2 separate regions of the Mus musculus genome follow, and region 1 is linked to region 2. A link is a loop called in an ENCODE intact Hi-C map of the cell type or tissue named here. Cell type or tissue: left cerebral cortex. All regions are shown on one strand. Links, peaks and the distances in the headings refer to the core of each region. The heading gives the core; the rest is flanking DNA.

The links. A loop is a pair of places that touch in the nucleus more often than their neighbours do. Peaks named below come from ENCODE experiments on the same cell type or tissue, not always from the same donor. Only the 100,000 strongest peaks of a DNase experiment are listed, where the experiment ranks them.
Region 1: it touches region 2 in a loop (3-fold over the local background); 24 of 42 quality-filtered maps call a loop at or near these places.

Annotation. Positions count from the first base shown.
Region 1 is chr12:55,431,107-55,437,728 of GRCm38, forward strand. It overlaps Gm36571 (a long non-coding RNA gene), which reads right to left and starts at 1,490. Exons shown (of 3, transcript XR_381607.3): 1 at 1,337-1,490; 2 at 1,050-1,110. In left cerebral cortex, for the core only: a CTCF peak has its summit at 1,967 (motif pointing right); a DNase peak (open chromatin) is centred at 2,915.
Region 2 is chr12:55,491,593-55,498,214 of GRCm38, forward strand. Nfkbia (nuclear factor of kappa light polypeptide gene enhancer in B cells inhibitor, alpha) reads right to left here and starts at 1,055. Exons shown (of 6, transcript NM_010907.2): 1 at 708-1,055; 2 at 78-186. The coding sequence starts at 934. Gm36634 (a long non-coding RNA gene) reads left to right here and starts at 1,703. Exons shown (of 3, transcript XR_381610.3): 1 at 1,703-2,754; 2 at 6,189-6,358. In left cerebral cortex, for the core only: a CTCF peak has its summit at 3,662 (motif pointing left); a DNase peak (open chromatin) is centred at 3,680; H3K4me3 peaks cover 898 bases; H3K27ac peaks cover 2,161 bases.

The sequences.
Region 1 (6,622 bases), core at 856-5,855, 61 kb before region 2:
TATTGTAATGTTGGGAATCAAATGGTCCTGAGTCCTTCCATGGCTCTAGGGATGGATCCACCTGGGAAAGTGAAGGAATGAAGAAAAGATAGACAGACAGACAGACAGAGAACTGGGGTCAGGTGGATTGTGCTCCTTGGTAGTTCTGCCCGTCTTCTGTAATTTTCTCTGAGCCTTATGTGTGGGCTTGTATTACAGATGAGTCAGTTAGGGTCTCTAATAGTCTCCATCTGTTGCAAAAAAACCTTCTTGGGTGATGGCAGCTCCATGTGTCTCTGGGCATAAGGACAGATAGTTAGAATACAGTCAGAAAGTATACTAGTTTAGGAAAGTGGTCCTCCTCTAGGGTCAGTGAGCTCACCAGCCATGGGTAGTTAGCTGGGTTTACAGTGCCAGGTACCACATGGGTAGTTAGTTAGCTGGGTTTACAGTACCAGGCACCAGCCATGGATTTACAGTAAAAATTCCCTCCTGTTAAGTGGCCGTACATCCAAGTTGGTTATCCCCAAGACAAGATGCCAGATTATAAATATATAAATATATAAATATAAAAATATAAAAATATATAAAAATATATAAATAAATATATAAATATATAAATATAGAATGCCATCTTTCCACTATTGGGGTTGGAGAGATGGCTCAGCAGTTAAGAACAATGGGCAAACCTTCCAGAGGACCTGGATTTCCAACTACTTATAACTCCAGTTCCAGGGGGTCTGATGCCATTTTCCAATTCTGTGCATACGGATTGAGCACAAACATGCAAGCAAAACTTAGAAACAAATACACATAGAAATAAATAAATCTTTTTTTTTTAAATGCCACTTGCGCCCCACTGTGAATAGCTTGCCCATCCGGTCTGTCGTTCACGGGCTTCACAGCTGGGCAGGGCTATGGTCCTTTCTCCCTGGGCAGCTTGCATGTCACCTTCCAACACTGTGGAAGCCCTCCCTCCAAAAGGACGCCCCCAGGGCAGCTCAGCTTCTTCATTCCTCGATGTGTACAGTGTCTGATGTGTACGGTGTGTTAGGCAATTGGGGCCTTACCTTCAAACTCTGGCAAGTAGAAAGGATCAGCAGATGGCTTAGTGGATGAAGTGCTGGCTGCCTAGCATCAAAGAAAAAGAAAGCATAAACTTCGTTTTGTGAGCAAATAAGCCAAAGAATTCCCCGGTAAAATACAGAAAAAGAAAAAGAAAAAGAAAAAGAAAAAGAAAAAGAAAAAGAAAAAGAAAAAGAAAAAGAAAAAGAAAAAGAAAAGAAAAAAAAGGGTGTGGGTCATTTCTTCAGTGTTCCCACATCCTGTAAGGAGCACAGCCTAGAGACTGCCTTACCATGCTGTTCACGACCTGTCCTTGAATGACTCTGCTTTTAGATCACTGCCCTGAGCCAGGAGGTGTCACACTGTACACATTCATGGAGTGTTCTCCAAGTTCCCGGGGCATCTATTTCTCACTATGCAGAGCGCATGCGCCACCAGGAAGTACACAGCCTCGGGGTCCTGATGCCTCAGTTTCCTTTACCAGCAAGCTTCACAAATAGTCAGTCACTGCCTGCAGGTTAGAATGGCTTCAGCTCCAGCCTGCCATTACTCCAACCTTGTCTTATCTGGAGACACAAGGTGACATCTGGAGACACAAGGTGACATCACCATCATGTGGTGGTGTTTGGTTCTGTCTCAGATAGAGCTTCTTCCCACAGACTCCTTTTCACAAGGAAGAAAAGAAGAAAGCTCGCAGAAACTAGTCTCGAATGTTCTGTAACACCTCTTTTCTATGCTGTGTCTTATGAGGCTGATCAGTGAAGACTTTCAACTGAATTGTGCTCAGTTTAAACTCAGGGGTTCTCAGCGTCTCACATGAAACGTCTAGAGGGTCTTTTAAAATTACTTATTGGTTTTAAAGATGTGATTGTTTTATTGGCATGCGTGTTTGTTTGTGCACCACATGTGTGCAGTACCCGAGGAGGCCGGAAGAGGTCACCGCATCTTCAGGAGTTGGAGTTACAGATGGTTGTTAGGCTGGGAACCAAACATGGGTTCTCTGAAAGAACAATACTGGCTCTTAACTGCGGGGCCATCTCTCCAGTCCCTTCGGGGGTTGTTTTCAAAGTGTGTAAGTCAGCCCCACACCCCCAACCCCACCTCCACCACCACCAAAGATAGCACATCAGTCCAGAAGCCACCCCCTCAACTGCTGATCTGCGCATGCGTGTTTTGAGAGTGCTCCCGAGTCGAGTCTGTTTCCTGAGGATTAGGAAGGAACATCTGCAGGAGACTTGATTGATCACTTACCCTCAGGTCTACCAGGGACCCATTCCGCTTCAACACCCTTTGGACCAGTGCGCAGCAAGCTTATAGTGTACTAAGGTCGGGTTTCTGGAAAGTGACCTTGTTGTGTGTTAGATTCATGTTGACTGTGTCTCTGCTAATCGCACCCTTGACTCCACAGCTCGTGGAAGGAATAAAACCTGTGAATGTTTGCGAATAATGAACACGGCAAGCTCATCTTAGGGCTCCCCCTTCAAGGATTTGCGGCAGATCCACCATGTCTATCTACAGTCCTCTGTCTATGAGAGGTCTTTCCCAGACCCAGAGGATTGCAAAAGGAAGAGCACAGAGAATTCTGACTTAGAAGATGGAAATGGCCGGCGCTCTCGGGTGGGAAGTTGTGCTGCTTGAGTTGGGTGTGCCTGTTGATATTTCTTTTGAGTGGTTGTCACAAGAAAACAGTGGGGCAGGGGCATCCTGTCTGACCTTCTTGCATGAGGGTATCCGCAAAGCCCAGTTAACCAGGTTCCGCAGCTTCTGCACAGACCGTGCTGCAGTGATTAGCCCTTGCTGGGACTGGAATGAGGATGACAACAAAACAGCAGAACAGGAAAAACCTGGTTTGCCTGGGCAGAGAACCAGTGCTCTGCGGGGAGGCCCTGCTGACAGCCTCAGAGGGCTCAATCACCCTCACAGGGGTTTTCCAGGGAGAGAAGCCCGGAGCAGTTACTGACTGGATTTAGGTATCTTGTCCACAGCTACCACCACAGTACAACCAGGCAGCCTCTGGAGGCTTAGCTGGCCCTTGTTTCTGGGAGTTCATGCGAGTCTTCAACAAGAGGGAAGAAGAGAGTTTCTCTTTCAATATCAGCGTTAAGCAAAAAAAAAAAAAAAAAAAAAAACCATTTTAGATGAGTTTGTTTTTATATGTATGAGCCCATTGCCTGAACGTGTATATTTGCACACACACCTGACACCCACCCCAACCTGTGTTATTTCTGAAGTGGCAAGAGCTGTGGGACAGGCAAGTTTACCCCCTCTAAAGAAAGTAGTCTGCTTGCCCAAGGAGAAAAGCCATAGAGTCCTTCCACTGCTGGGTGACCTAAGGAGACTGCTTGCTTCTCTGTACCCTCTCTGTTAGGAACAACTCTAGAAAATGCACTTTTTCTAGAAAAAGTGGCCAGGGGCTGGGCATGATGCCATATACCTACTTGAGCAACAGACACAGGAGGATCAGGAGTTCAAGGGCATCTTCAGCTATATAAGAAGTCTGAGGCCAGCCTGGGCCATGTGAGACTGTGTAAAAATAAAAATTAAAAAAGAAACAAGCAGAGGGAGCCAGGGAAGAGGCTGATCAGAGGCCGTGGGATTCCATCTCTCCTCAGTTTAGGAAACATGTTTGTGTCCCAGCACCACATTATGGCTCACAGTCATCTGAAAATCCAATGAGGAGATCTAATGCCTTCTTCTGACTTTCAAGGGCACCAGGAACACATGGTGCATATACATATATCTAGACAAAATACTCATACTTAGAAAATAAAATTAAATAATCTAGAAGAAGGAGGAGGAGGAGAGGAAGAAGAAGAAAGAGAGAGAAAGAGAGAAAGGAAGAAAGGAAGGAAGGAAGGAAGGAAGGAAGGAAGAAAGAAAGAAAGAAAGAAAGAAAGAAAGAAAGAAAGAAAGAAAGAAAGAAGAAACCATTTCACACTGATCACCAGCAAGCATAACTTTAGTTTTAGTGATGGTCAAGGCAAGACAGGCTGAATCTCTCCGGGGCAGAGAGCTGAGGCCCTTCCTCTCTCATTGAGGAAACCATCTCTGAGACCAGGTGTGCCAGCATTGAGTCCTGGCTGCTTCCAGCAGGGTGGGAATTTGGACCTTTGTAGATGCAAATTAGACATGATATGTGGGCCAAACTAGCCTCCTGGCCTGCTTCTAGACAGGCTCTGTCAGGGACAACCCCAGGGACCTGCAGCCTTTGGTCCCTGAGACCAAGTCCTTCCTGCCACAAACCATGTGATGATCTTGTCTGGGACCTTGTCTCCTCCTCCTCCTCCTCCTCCTCCTCCTCCTCCTCCTCCTCCTCCTCCTCCTCCCACTCCTCCCACTCCTCCTCCGTTTTGTTTTGTTTTGTTTTGTTTTGTTTTGTTTTGTTTTGTTTGAGACAGGGTTTCTCTGTATAGCCCTGGCTGTCCTGGAACTCACTCTGTAGACCAGGCTGGCCTCGAACTCAGAGATCCGCCTGCCTCTGCCTTCCGAGTGCTGGGATTAAAGGCGTGCGTCACCACACCCGGCTCAGTGTACACAAATTGACTGTCTCTGTGAAGTGGGGAATCCTGCTTTCCTATGCAGTATATTTCATGGTCACTGTGAAGTAGGCAGTTTCTTCAGCGCAAGCTTCTCAGGTAGAGCTAAGGATGCTCAACTGACTTTTCATTTGTGAAAACCTCCAGTTTCAGGTTTTCTTGCACAAAGTGAGGGAGCTGCTGCTCCCCCCACCCCAGTGGGGAAACAGCCCATGAAGCAGGTATGGCGGTGCGCACCATATTCCTAGAAGTTGGAACCACCCTGAGTTTGAGGTCAGCCTGAGACCTTATCAAAGAAAAGGCATATGAATCCTAGTTCTGACACTTGCCCACCCTCCACCCCCGACTCCAGAGAGAGGCTGGGAACGGTGAAGAGCCTGTTCACAGAGTGAAGCCAGAAATTAGACAGAGTCTCTCTGTGCAGCCATGGCTGGCCTGAAACTTGGTCGATCAGACTGGTTTCCAGGGTGCTGGATTAAAGATGTTTGCCACCACACCTGACCTGAGACAGTGCATGTACTGTGCTAGAGAGAACGCCGGCTAGGGCTGGGGATGTAGCTCGTTGGTGGAGTGCTTGCCTGGCAATGCATGAAGTCCTGGGTTTGATCCTGAGCCCCACACAAACCAAGCATGCTACTGCATGCTTATAACCCGGCACTTGGAAAGTGGAGATAGAAGGGGCCAAAGTTCAAGGTTAGCCTCACCATATCTGGAGGCTAGCTTGGGCGACTCCACGCTATGTTTTAAACAAAAGGATACATCACTGTTTTAGAGCTGCTTTCAAGTGTCCATGGCATCCTAAACTTCTAAAATGTGATTTCCTGAGAATATTTTCATATCCAAAGCAGAAACCCTGGCTGTTCCTATCAGTCCCCCTCCCCACTGGTTCCATACCTGAGCAAGCAGACATGGCCCTGTATATCTATACATGGTTTCTTCAGCCAGGGAGTGAACTTCCCACCTTTTTAAAGATATTCTGCCCCCCCCCACCCCCATCACTAATTTGTTCGGGATATATGAGGCCCTTTTTTCAGGGTGTGGAGGGGGCGAGCCTCTGGCCTCACCTGAGGAGAACTGTTTCTTCCTGAGAGAGCACACCAGGAAGCAAGCTGAGAGGGGCCCTGGATTTAGGGTTGTCTCTCACTCCCTTTTTGTTCTGGGGTATACAGAGTCCTCGAAGCCCCGCTGGTCCTGGTTCAGCTGGACCCTCACAGAGCAGAGCTGTTAGGTCCCTGACCTGCACTGAGAGCCTGCCTTCCCCAGGGCTCCTCACCCCAGCCTGTTGCCATGGAGAAGATGATGGGTGTGTGGGTCAATGCCCCCTGGAGAAAGAAGGTCTGTTAAGGAGGCCTTAGAGGACAGAGAGGTAGCCACTGGGAAACAAACTCATTTGATGACCTGCAGTTACTCTCAGAAGCCAGTGAAGTTTGCCAGCCTCTTCGAGACAGCCTAGCTCTTCCAACTCTCCATATCCCAATAGGAAGGTATGGCCGCTTGGAGCCTAGATTGTGCAAGAGATTTTGCAACCTCATGATGACTTTTGTCACCTATAGAGAACCGCAGGCCAGCTCACAAGCCAACTTGCTTATCAGGTTATTGGAGTCAGGAGGATTATCGGCCTTGGGATGGGGAAACCCTCTCTTACACAGCTTCCTTCCTGCCCCCTGACTGGGCCCCATGGATGGAGGAAGGCTTCCTGGACCTGGTAACTTGGCTGCTGGGCTCCCAGCCAAGTATCCCGAGGACACTCCTGACACCTGGATTCTTCTTCTCTTCCTGGGGCGTGGGGACCCTGAATGGGCGCCTTCTCTGCATAGAAAACACCCAAATGTGTCAGGGCTCTGGGACAGCAACTCCAGCCACCTGTCCAGTTTGTTCTGTATGACACCTCCGAACCCAGTGAGGACCCTTTCTCTCACACAGATCGTGCCTCCTACCGGCAAGGCCCTTATCTGCCAAGACTGGGCTATAAACCTGGTGTGAACCTGCCCAGCTCACGGCAGGTGCCCAGTGACGGTTCTGTCTCAAGGCCCTTTACCGAC
Region 2 (6,622 bases), core at 1,007-6,006:
CTTTGGGGGCGACCGTGCTACATCTGACTCCACCAAGGGGTCAAAGAGGGCACCCGCGGGGCAAGCAAGCAGCGCACCTGCTGCAGGTTGTTCTGGAAGTTGAGGAAGGCCAGGTCTCCCTTCACCTGACCAATGACTTCCATGGTCAGCGGCTTCTCTTCGTGGATGATTGCCAAGTGCAGGAACCTGAGGGATGACAGGGAAACCCCCCGAGGGGTGGTGAGCACACTGCGTGGGGGGGGGGGAGGCGCGGGCTGGAGGTGGGGTTGGAGGGGGGATTGCGCAAGGCCGGGGTTTCTGGAGGCCGCGGCCGCGGTGTTTTCCGCGAGGTTATTATGAGCTGAGTGTTCCTGGCAGCCGCCCAGGGACTTTCCGTGCCCCACCCCCTCCGGGCGGGCGCCGGCCAGACCGGCCCGCCCTCCGCCGCCCGGAACGCCCTGTACTTCCCCTCGCGGCCGCGCGGCGCCCGGCGGCTGCGCGCCACCGCTGCCAGGCCGGGACTTTGCGTCCTCGCCGCCGCTGCCGCCCCGCCCCCCCCGGCCTGCGCTCGGCGACTCCGGGTCCGGGGACAGGGGAGGAGGGGGAGGGGGGAAGACAGGCGGCCCGCCGCAGCCCCGGCGCCCCGCAACCCCGGCGCCCTCGCCGTGCAGAACCCCGAGCGCGCTGCAGGCCCCGCGCGACCCCCACCGGTGCCCGGCGCCACTTACGAGTCTCCGTCCTCCGTGAGCTGCTGCTTCCAGGGCTCGGCGGCCAGCGGCGCCTCCTGCGGCTGCAGGCGGATCTCCCGCAGCTCCTTCACCATTTGCTCGTACTCCTCGTCCTTCATGGAGTCCAGGCCGCTGTCGTGGCGATCGTCCACCAAGCGCTCCTTCTTGAGGCCATCCCGCGGGCCCTCCATGGCCCAGTCCTGGCCGTGCCCAGCTGGCTGAAACATGGCTGTGCGGGGCTGAGCGGGTGCAGGCTGCAGGCTGCTGGCGGCTGGCTGGCGAGGTCTGACTGTTGTGGGCTCGGCAGCGCCGCCGCGGCGCCCTATAAACGCTGGCAGGGGATTTCTCAGGGGCGGGGTCAGGCGCGGGGAATTTCCAAGCCAGTCAGACTAGAAAAAGAACTGGCTCGTCCTCCACTGAGAAGCCTAAACCCAGGGCCGGGGTTCATCGGAGAAACTCCCTGCGATGAGCCACTGGGGTCATGCACAGGGAACTTTTTGATGAGCCCTGAGTGGCTGGAAAGTCCTCCCGACCAGGCCCCCTCCCTCTAGGTACTTCCCTGCAGCCTGCACTCAGTAACCCCAGCCCTCTGCAAGAACCCTTCTTTCCCTGGGGTTTCCCACCGGGCGATTTTGGTTTGGGGTCCCAAGCTGCGCAGCTTCCAAGGACGCAGACCTGCTAGGCTGTTCCTCTTAGCGATTTGCCAGTTTGCAGGTCTTTTCCGGTTTTTGATCTTTTTGAAAACCCAAGAGTGGAAACGCTGGCTAGGTGCAGGGATTCGCTTCTCCTAAATTTCTGCGACGACGGACATATGAGTGGTTCCGGGGCCGGCTGTGTTTTGTCTGTTCCAGGCCCTTTGCAATGCAGGGACATTTGGCTGTCCTTCACTCCTACTCCATGAAGCTGTAAAAACTTTGGCATTAAAACAAACAAAACCACCACCACCACCAACAAAAACCAAGAGCTTGGAGAACCCCTAGATTATTTCCTAGGGGTCAATAATCTTGCCCCCCCCCCCGGGGGAGGGGCAAATCCTAGCTCCGTATGGGAACCACATTTTTCCCCAAGTAATGCAAGCTGTTAATCTTAGTAGAAGTTGTAGTTTCCTTGCAACCGCAACTGTTGCGTTCTTGCTGTCGGAGTTAACTTGTTGCAGAGAATGAAGCCGGAGCTTATTGTGAATGCCTAGCAGAGCAATTGACTTAGTGCCCTAGCCAAGGCTGGCCTCTCAAACATAGCTAAAAAAGTAACTGTGAGGTATCCTGCAGGAGGCTCAAGATAGTCCTAACACAGACCCCATCTGAAACCTGCTGCTTCTATCAGCTTCCTTGCTCCCAAGGGACCGCGGCATTATGGGTAGCTGCTCCCCCAAGAAAGGGATTTGGGCCTGTGAGCCTCTAGTTTAACCGGCAAAAGTACAAATGTTACTTCCACCCCACCCCTACTTAGGGAAAATTAAAGCAACGTGGATCAGAGTTTGTCAGACCAGATCCAGGAGGCCTCTCTAGTTCTGCATAGATTTCTGGTGAGATGTGAATGATCTTTTTCTTAATGAGCCTTATGTCAGCTTTCCTCTCTTTGGAATTCCAGCGCCTCCCCCTGAGTATGCATGTGAAGACACTGAGGGAAAAGATTCAAAATCCAGGAAAAACCAAAAAGCCTCCAGACAGTAAGGGCCAGGTTAAAGTTAAAACTTCCTCAGCGAATTCTCCTTTTCCTCTCAGTGGCAAGTTGGATCTGCAAGTGTAATTGAGTGGGACATAGTGAGATTGATCATGAGCAGGACATCTCAATTCCACGCTCTGCCTTTCATTAAATACATTAGTTGGAGAAGTCACTTAACCTTTTTTTTTTATGGTATACTTGCTTTTATAATAATAAGATTGGATCTGTGCTGGTGGGGTGGTTTGAGACAGGGTTTACGTTGTAGGCCCGGCTGGTCTGGATTTCACTGTGTTGTCCCTGTTGACATTGAACTGTTAGTAGGACCTCTGCCTCAGCTTCCCCCTGAGAGCTGGAATTGCACGTCAGTCCTGGAATATTTAAGGTACTTTGTGATATCAGATGGGCATCATTTGTCTAGAAATACACGTCTCTGCTTGGAAGTATGAGTGTGGACTTTTGGAAATATCACAGTATAAATTTTTGGAGGAACCCAGCTTCGTATGCATTATGGTTAGTTCTCAGAAGTAATATTGTAAGCTAGGTGCGGTTCCCATTTTCCTAAAGAAGAAAACAAAATACTTAGAGATGTACCCAGGCCCCCTAATGTCAGTTCGTCTAATTTCTACTACAATATATTAATCATTTTGGTAAAGTATATGTTAACCCTTGGAAACACCTTGCAAAAATGAGACCAAAATGTAGTATAATTTGGAATACACTAAAAGTATTTAGCCTAGTTTGAGGTCAATATGGGCAACATAAGACCCAGTCTTGAACAGCTCCCCAGCCCCCAAATCTGTCTTCCGCTTGGGAGATAAAGCAGAGGATAGGTAGTTTCTCATCTGGAGATAGTTCTTTAAAACTGCAGAGCAGGGCTGAAGGAATGGCTCAGCAGTTAACAGCACTAGCTGCTATTCCAGAAAACCTGAGTTTGATTCCCAGCACCTACGTGGTGTCCTGCAACTCCAGTCCCGGGAGATTCAGCACCGCCAGGCACCAAGCATGAGGGTGGAACACATACATACATGCAGGCGAAACATTCATATACATAAAAAATTAAGTAATATAAAATTTAAGCAATGTACCCTATTGTAATGAATATATATATATGAAGTTAAAGTTTGTAAAAAAAAAAGCCACAGTATGGACTCAAAGCCCCATCTATAAAGGATACTGCAGAAGGTGACTTGGGGCTGCAGGTATAAAATGAAGGAGTATGTATATTTATGCCTCCTTGGGCTGTCCCGACAGCTTCAGGCCTTGGCATCAACTTCGGTATTGTTTAGTGTGACACCTAGTGGCAGGAGTCAGGCTCAAGCATTTCTGGGCTGTCACAGAACCCTTTGAAAAAATCTGGGCGGTGCTGAGGCCGGCTGACTTGGCCCTCCCTGGGAATTCCCTAGGAGTTACCTTCTGTTTACCTGCAGCTCAGGAACACTGTTGACTTACTAAAGTGAGCCAACAGGCTTTCTTTCCATGCACGGCTCCATATAGCTTAAGTCAACAACACCACAGCTCAGCAGGATTGTGTGTGGACAGACAAGAAGGAAGATGTCCAACAATGAAAGGGTCTGGCTTCTTGGAGGCGGCAAGTGAACTTGTGGATCCTTCCATGCTTCAGTTTTCTCCTCATTGTCAAACATTTATCTAAGCTTAACACTTTTAAACTGTCAAAGCTTTACATCACTGTTTTGGAGACAAGGTCTCACCATTGGGTCACAGCCAGCCTTGACCTCCTGAGTGCTAGGATTGCAATCGTCCGACACTGTGCCTAGCCCTGTCTTGGTGTTTGTGAGCTCAGGGCTGGGGATGACCTCAGGGCCTCTTGCAAAGATGATAAACACATAGTTTACCACGAAACTACACCTCAGTCTTTTGTTTTTCCTTTTAAAGCAGAAGGCAAAAATAATATCTTGTACCTTGTAGCAACTTAGTGTAGGCTGGCCTCAAGAGATGACAAGATGGCCCCACAATGGTCCCGGACTGGCTATGGACTGAAGCTCCTCTGTGGGAAAGGGATGTTGTCAAGGCAGATGAGACTGGATAGTTCATGAATCCTCCTGGGTGAAACTAAACTTCCTCCCTCAAAGGAGCTTTTGTGCAAGTTCAACCAGGTGGTCCAACCTGCCCCACCCCATCCCCCATGGGCAGACTGGCTTGGGTCAATTGTTTTAGGCAATTATTCCTAACTTGTTTTAGTCCCAGACAGGAGCGCGCAGGAATGAGACAACCCATGCTGGTGCAGCTGGGCTGGAGAAGAGAGGAGCAGGAGACCTAGAAGGGGCAAGCATGGTAGAAATGCACAGTGGCCAGCCCTGATGTGACAGTGTGAATGCAGATGTGCAACTCTGTCTCTAACTCAGGCTTCTGTGGTGGCTAGCCTCCACCCTGTAAGACCGTGGAAGCTCCACCCCCCACCCCACTCCACCCCAGCTAGAGATCTTTTCCCACAGAAAGGCAGCTGTCAGGACTTCCATTTGCACTGAGATAAAAATAAACAGTCAAAGCCTTAGTGGGCTTCCTTTGCTTCAAATCCTACATTGTCATGGAGATCAAAGCCTTAGAGGACGTCTGCAGAAGTTCCTACCCACAGAGGCCAGGCAGGACTCACAGGTGAGGGTCTAAAGGAAGTAAAGGAATTTCATCAGTCTGAGGCAAGTTTACTTTTCCTTCCTTTGAGGTCAGGCCATGTGGCACGGATGCCCTTGCTGTTCGGTTTGTCTACCATTTGTTAAAGGAAGAAGAAGAAGGAAAAAAAAAAAAGCAATACTGGTGTGGCGGGAGTTTCCCGGTTTTTAAGACACTATTCCAGCCAGGCCTGGTGGTGTGAGTTTGTAACCCCAGCTACTCAGGCACTAGAGTGCAAGAGGATCAAACACTCAAGGCCTGCTTGGACTACCTAGATGGTTTCAAGGTCAACCTGGCCAGTGAGACCCTGTCTCAAAGTCATAAGTAAAAAGAGGCCTGAGGCGGAAGCTCACAGATAAAGCACGGACCTATCATGTAAAATAGTTCAAAAATATGAAAACGGAAGCACTTGGAGGCAGAGGCAGGCAGAGGTTGAGGCCAGCCTAGTTTACAGAATGGGTTCCTAGATAGCCAGGGCCACACAGAGAAACCCTGTCTCCAAAACCGATAGATAAATAAATATAAACAAACAAATAAGTAAATAAATAAGACAGTCCTAGCACTGAGAGGAGTGAATGGAAGCCTGGTCCTACCCCCTAACCAAGAAGCTCTTGGCAATCCATAGCCTCTGGCTAAGAGAAGATCTGGTTTCTCTAGTGGCGCACCACTGAGTGTATTAACCTTCACCCTCCAGGGCAGACCCCAGGGCCAGGGGTAGTTGGCCAATACAGCTAAAACTCCCTGGGTTTAAAAAACAAAATCCTAATTTTTATTATACATATATGGATATTTTGTCAGAATGTATGTCTGTGTAGTACCTTGTGCATGTACCGCCCACAGAGGCCAGAAGACTCCCTCCTAGGACTGGAGTTATAGGTGGCTGAGGATTGGCTTGTGAGTGCTGCTGCTGCTGGAACCCAGGTCCTCTAGCCGAGCAGCCAGGGGACCTAACCACTGAGCAACCTCTCCAGCCCTTTGTGTCTTTGTTTTTGTTTTGTTGCTGTTGCTGTTGTTGTTGTTGTTGGTGGTGGTGGTGTGTGTCCATTTAGAATGTGCAAGGCTGACCCTGGCAGGCAAGGTTAGAACTAGAGACTCTGAGCCCCGAAAACAGTTATTCCTTCTCCAAAGCCGGTTTTCAAACCTGCTTGTAAAACACAACAAGTCCAACATTGTTCTAATTTCTCACAGGAGGACTGCGTGTATCTACTTCGAAGTCTCGTTATTTCAGTCAACACCCGTGCATGGCTTCTGCTCACTGGGGAAGTTGCTGCAGGGGTAGGAGGAGACCTGGTGTCAGCCCTGGCCAGAACTGGCTCGCTCCTCTCTGCTTGTTGACAGTAACCAGGCAACAGGTTCAGGTGCGTAGGATTGTTCATCTCTGTTGTGTTCTGGGAGGAGAACTTGGGTCAGGAATGCAGTTGGAGGTTTGACAGCACATGGCTTCAGCACGCGCAGGTGCCTCTCCTGCTCTCAGGTGCAAATTTATTCTGAGTTTAATCAGGGGAGGAGGAGGAAGAGGGGAGGGGGAGGGGGAGGGGAGGGACAGGGAAGAGGCTGCGGCAGCAGCTTAGAAGTAAGGCAGACTGTACATAAAATCTGGCTGCTGCCAAGTCTTATGTAGA